Regions from separate parts of the Homo sapiens genome. Here region 1 is linked to region 2. Evidence: read pairs that join two places in POLR2A ChIA-PET (ENCODE). Cell type or tissue: GM12878. All regions are shown on one strand. Links, peaks and the distances in the headings refer to the core of each region. The heading gives the core; the rest is flanking DNA.

Region 1 (2,919 bases), core at 237-2,736, 490 kb before region 2:
TTAATATTATGTGGTAGATTTCACTGAAATTCAAAGGTTCAAAATGGACAAAAAAGGAGCTCTTTATAAAAAGAAGCCTACCAACCATTACAGATTCTTTCCATTTCTCATGAATCACTTTCGCCAGATTCAGATCTATATGAACCACACAATCTTCAACTGTTAGAGACCCTTGTGGGGGAAGGGGGAGGGAAGAAAATGTAATCATTACTCATTATATATTTGCAGAAAACATACTAAACCACCTTATGCATCACAAAACTAACTTGTACTATTAATTCCTAACTTATGCTTCTATTTACTAAATCTTAGAGTATTTCTATTTATGTTATATGCTATGTTACTGTCTTCACACTTCTTGACTACTGCAGTTATACAAAGCTTCACAGTAAATCTAAGTTATTCCTTTCCATGAGTCTAAATATGTTTACTTTATTCATTTCTATTAGTCAAGACTTTTCAATAAATATGTTCTAAAAAATTAATCTTGTCTTAAATGTATCTGGAGTAGCACCAAAGGATTTTAAAAGGTTCATCCGTACAATTAAGTGTGAAGTAAATACCAGAGAAAACGTTCAAACTATGTATGGGATAAATACAAACTCCATATAAATATTCTCTATTTCTTCCTATTGTATTTTTTAAAGTCCTCCAGAAATGTGTCAAAAATAAGGCACTATGTGAAGTTAGGCAACATAAAATTACTTTTGCATTTCAGTTAACATAGAATATAATTTTACAATCAAAATAGAACTCTCTAGCCAGGTACGGTGGCACATGCCTATAATCCCAGCTACTCTGGAGGCTGAGGCAGGAGAATCACTTGAACCTGGGAGGCAGAGGTTGCAGTGAGCCAAGATTGAGGCACTGCACTCCAGCCTGGGCAACAGAGCGAGACTCCATCTCAGAAAAAAAAAAAATACAAAATAGAACCCTCTGTAGTCTAGTCACACAAAGACACACACATGGTCATTTACTTTTTCCTTACCTGAATCAATACCAACAGGACCAAATAATTCATTAAGTTGAAAAGCCAGTTCAGGGGGTAATGCCAATTCCAGACAGTCTATGGTCAGAGATTTGGCCATCGCTGGAGTGGGATTCAATATCTCGGTTTTATCTTCCCCACTAACTCCAGCTGATAAACTACTTCCTGCCATTAGAATTTCCTTCATTTCCTTCTCATCTTCATTCATAAATTCTTCTTCATCTGAAAATTTCACATAATCCTTTGGAAAATTTTCATTTCTCTTTATTTCAAGAGAATCAGTAAAATAAATTTCTTCATTTAATTCAAGATTTGAAGTACTAGATACAAAGTTAAAAATATCAGAGAAATGTGAAGGAGAATGTATGTTGTCTCCAGTCTCTGTGACTACTAGGTTTTTTTCTGTTTCACTCATATCTTTAGGAGTAGTAGCTTTTAGAATACCTGGAAAGGACTGCTTACTGCTATATAAAAGTTCTTCCTGGCTGTTAGGAAGTATGTCATTATTATTCTTTAGACCCACAGCAGCACTGGGAAATATACTTGTCATCGATTCATGGTTTTCAGGAGTGACAGCTCTCATTTCCGCCTGCTCTGAGTTTCCTCTTTCTGCATCACAAGTAGACTGTGAGTCAGCGTTACTAATACCAATCCCATGGCTAAACTCTGGCACAGGAGAATTAGAATTCTCTAAAGTTCCTCTTTGGCTAATAATTTCTTTCAAATTCAACCCCAGAGAAAAAGGCCCAATTTGTGATCCATCACACGATTTTTGGAAATTCTCAAACTCTGTATCCTCACATAACTTAGTTTCAGAATCCAACAAAAGGCTTGTGGCCCAAATAATATCTTTATTGCACCTCTCATATAAGTCTTTCAGGGCTTCTAATGAAAAGGATCCAAACAGTTTACAAAGAATGTTAAGATTTTCAGATTCATCTGCACTGGTAAGCTCACTTTCTTCAACAAACGTGCTTTTATCATACATTACTCTATATGGAATTGCTTCTTGAACGTCTGATTTTGTGTTAATATTGAAAACTTTCGGCTTAAATCCATCTAATCTTCCTGTTAATACTTTGATAGAATCTGAAATGCTAATTTTATTCTTTTCTATTTTCCATAAAAGAGCAAAATCCTGTGGTTCAGTCTGGGTGCACATGCCTACTTCTTTTCCAGGGTCTCTCTTAGGCATTTGCTCTTGACATTCAGCTAACGTTTGTGGTTCTACTACTCCAGAAACAGTTGGTGCACTATTGGTAAAAGTAAGAGGCAACGATGTGTGTTGCCCATGACTCTTTTTACTTAGACAAGTCTGACTCTCACAGGTCATTTCACTGAGCAGCATTTCAGAACTTCCTAGATTGGAGCTACCCAATGTCTTTAGTTTTTGAGAGCTTGTGCCCCAACAGGCCTCATGTGCTGTAGATAAGGATATTTCATTCATTTTGTCATTTGTTCCAATTTCTAGGTTGGGCTCACTTAAACCAGTCTTTGGCATTCTTGATCTGTGTTCCCTCTGAGCTAAAGAATCAGATGAAGGCCAGTCACCCATAATGTTGAATGAGTTTTTGTCAATATTTTTATAAGCATCATATTTATAGCTATTGAGTGGCTCTGAAGCATCATCACACTGTGACTTTCTGCCATCCTCTACACTTTCATGTGGAGATCCTCGTTGCTGGACACAATCTGTATTCACAGATACACTGTTAACTAATTTGTGTGACTGAGGGTAATTATACTTTTTGTCGCTTTGTACGGATGAAGTTTTTTCAGTTTTTCTGTTCCTTTTTGTCCTCTGACCAATAGTCTTATCAACTGGCCAGTCACCAACAAAATTTGATAGCTCATGTCTTGGGAACTTTTCCAAAGTCGATTTGCTTTTTTGTTTCCCAAAGGCTTTTTTCGTTACTGTTGCTCTTTCTTCC
Region 2 (2,919 bases), core at 199-2,698:
CAATTCTTCTGCCTCAGCCTGTCAGAATTGGTTTTACAGGTGTGAGCCACTGCGCTCAGCACTCTGCTTCTTTCTGCTCAGAGAAATCATATAGACAAGCATGTGAATGAAATATTAAGGAAAAGTCTTGATTCTGTTGTAATTTATTTAGATAACATTCATCTTTAACAAACTGGTACCATTGCTTGTAATATACCTCTCAAGTTTAGAACACACCAGTATTTTGTAATACAGCTGTTAAAAACTGCTTTCTGGCCAGGTATGGTGGCTCATGCCTGTAATCCCAGCAATTTGGAAGGCTGAGGTGGGGAGATCACCTGAGCCCAGGAGTTCAAGACCTACCTGGGCAACACATCGAGACCCCCTCTCTCTACAAAAAAGTAAAAAAATTGGCTGAGTGTGATGGCATGCACCTGTGGGCTCAGCTGCTCCGGAGCCTGAGGTGGGAGGATTGCTTGAGCTGGGGAGGCTGAGGCTGCAGGGAGCTGTGATCACGCCACTGCACTCCAGCCTGGGCAACAGAGACCCTATCTCAAAACAAAAACCTACTGCTTGCTTAACATTTATAAGCGAAGCCATTGTGGTGGCACACACCTGTAGTCCTAGCTGCTTGGGGGGTTGAGGTGGGAAGATGGCTTGAGCTCAGGAGGTCAAGGATGCAGTGAGCCATGATTACACCACTGCACTACAGCCTGGGCAATAGAGACCCTGTCTCCAAAAAAAAAAAAAATCATTTATAAGTTACTTGTATGCACTATTATGTGGGATCAACATAGTATGGAATATATATATATATGTATCTTTTTTTTTTTTTTTTTTGAGACAGAGTCTTGCTTTGTCACCCAGGCTGGAGTGCAGTGGCACGATCTCGGCTTGCTGCAACCTCTGCTTCCTGGGTTCAAGCGATTCTCCTGCCTCAGCCTCCCAAGTAGCTGGGATTACAGATGTGCACTACCACGCCCAGCTGATTTTTGTATTTTTAGTAGATATGGGTTTCCACCATGTTAGCCGGGCTGGTCTCGAACTCCTGACCTCAGGTGATCCACCCAGCTTGGCCTCCCAAAGTGCTGGGATTACAGGCCTGGCCTGGAATTTTTATATTTTCTGTTAAATTTTTCTGTTTCTGATTTATGGAAAACATTTTCCTGGTCGGGCACAGTGGCTCACGCCTGTAATCCCAGCACTTTGAGAGGCTGAGGCAGGTGGATCATCTGAAGTAAGGAGTTCGAGACCAGCCTGTCCAACATGGCAAAACTCCGTCTCTACTAACCATATAAAAACTAGCTGGGTGTGATGGCACGCACCTGTAATCCCAGATACTTGGGAGGGTGAGGCAGGAGAATCACTTGGACCCAGGAGGTGGAGGTTGCAGTGAGCTGAGAATGTGCTGCTGCACTCCAGCCTGGGTGACAGAGGGAGACTCCGGCTCAAAAAAAGAAAAAAGAAAAAAAAAAAAAAAGAAAAACATTTTCCTGAGTTTTTGTTTGTTTGTTTGTTTGAGACGGAGTCTCGCCTTGTCACCCAGGCTGGAGTGCAGTAGTGTGATCTCGTCTCACTGCAACCTCCTCCTACCAGGTTCAAGCGATTCTCCTGCCTCAGCCTCCCAAGTTGCTGACTTGGGACTACGCGTGTGCCACTATGCCCGGCTAATTTTTTTAAAAATATTTTTAGTAGAGACGGGGTTTCACCATGTTGGCCCGGCTGGTCTTGATTTCCTGACCTCGTGATCTGCCCGTCTCAGCCTCCCAAAGTGCTGGGATTACAGGCGTGAGCCACCGCGCCTGGTCACATTTTCCTGATTTTAAAATGTTAAAATTTAGAATATGACTAGTAAATATTCTTGGGTAGAATTTTTTTTCTTTTTTTTTTTTTTGTGATGGAGTCTCACTCTGTTGCCCTGGCTGGAGTGCAATGGCTTGGTGTTGGCTCACTGCAACGTCTGCCTCCCAGGTTCAAGCAGTTCTCCTGCCTCAGCCTCCAGAGTAGCTGGGTGTACAGGCATGTGCCGCCACACCTGGCTAATTTTTGTATTTTTAGTCGAGGCGGCGTTTCACCATGTTGGCCAGGCTGGTCTTGAATTCCTGACCTCGTAGTCCTCCTGCCTTGGCCCCGCAAAGTGCTGGGATTATAGGCGTGAGCCCCCACGCCTAGCCTTTTTTTTAGGATTAAAAAATTTTCTCTCCATGACACAGGAGGTCCTGATGACATGTGCCCTCTTGGGTGGAAATTTTAGAAAACGTTTTCAAATTATGAAACTTATGGTTATGATATTGAATACAAACAAAGATGATTTAATTGAAAAGCTTTCCTTTGTTTGACTCTTTATGATCAGTTTTACCCCTGGACCTTGACCAGGCACAGAGAGAATTCTTAGGATTGTACAAGAGTAAACTGCGGCCAGGAAAGGACAGGACATTAGTAGGTGAGAGACCAAGATTAAGAACAGAAGACTTCTTTCTTTTCTTTCCCTTTTATGCAGATGAGTGATAACTTTGGCCCCAGTGGAACACACACACTCCAGAGCACTATACAGAGAACTTGGGCTAAGGGTTAAAGATACTTTGGTCTTCAACTGACCCCAAGTTTTAAAACTTTTTCAGTTTATTAAGTACTGTTACAAATTCTCACTTGATCTTTGCGCAACTGTTTAAAATGAATAGTTTCAATTATCACTCTTGTTTTATAGATAAACTGAAGTCACAACAAGGCTAAGTGATTTATCTATTAATATTTCTCAGTACTGCCTTAAGTTTTTTGTCTAAGGATGTTCTTTCTGCTGTCCCATGATGTTTTGGCAAGTGTTGTCTAAAGTGATCCTAGAATAGGAGTCAGATAGAGGTAAAGAAAAAAGGGTCGCCAAGGAAAGAGAAGGTAATGTTTAAGACAGTCCTTTGGTCTGAATGCTTGTGTTCCCCACAA

What was found. Peaks named below come from ENCODE experiments on the same cell type or tissue, not always from the same donor. Only the 100,000 strongest peaks of a DNase experiment are listed, where the experiment ranks them.
Region 1: POLR2A ChIA-PET joins it to region 2 with 7 read pairs; 1 of 35 experiments calls an interaction of 5 or more read pairs at or near these places.

The regions. Positions count from the first base shown.
Region 1 is chr4:40,120,379-40,123,297 of GRCh38, reverse strand. It overlaps N4BP2 (NEDD4 binding protein 2), which reads right to left. Exons shown (of 18, transcript NM_018177.6): 9 at 989-2,919; 10 at 86-171. Among named protein-coding and RNA genes, the nearest start is that of N4BP2, 65 kb to the right of the region's middle. In GM12878, for the core only: no CTCF peak of the experiment used is centred there; a DNase peak (open chromatin) is centred at 1,627.
Region 2 is chr4:39,627,261-39,630,179 of GRCh38, reverse strand. All of the region lies in intron 1 of SMIM14 (small integral membrane protein 14), which reads left to right. Among named protein-coding and RNA genes, the nearest start is that of SMIM14, 10 kb to the left of the region's middle. In GM12878, for the core only: no CTCF peak of the experiment used is centred there; no DNase peak of the experiment used is centred there; H3K4me3 peaks cover 321 bases; H3K27ac peaks cover 468 bases.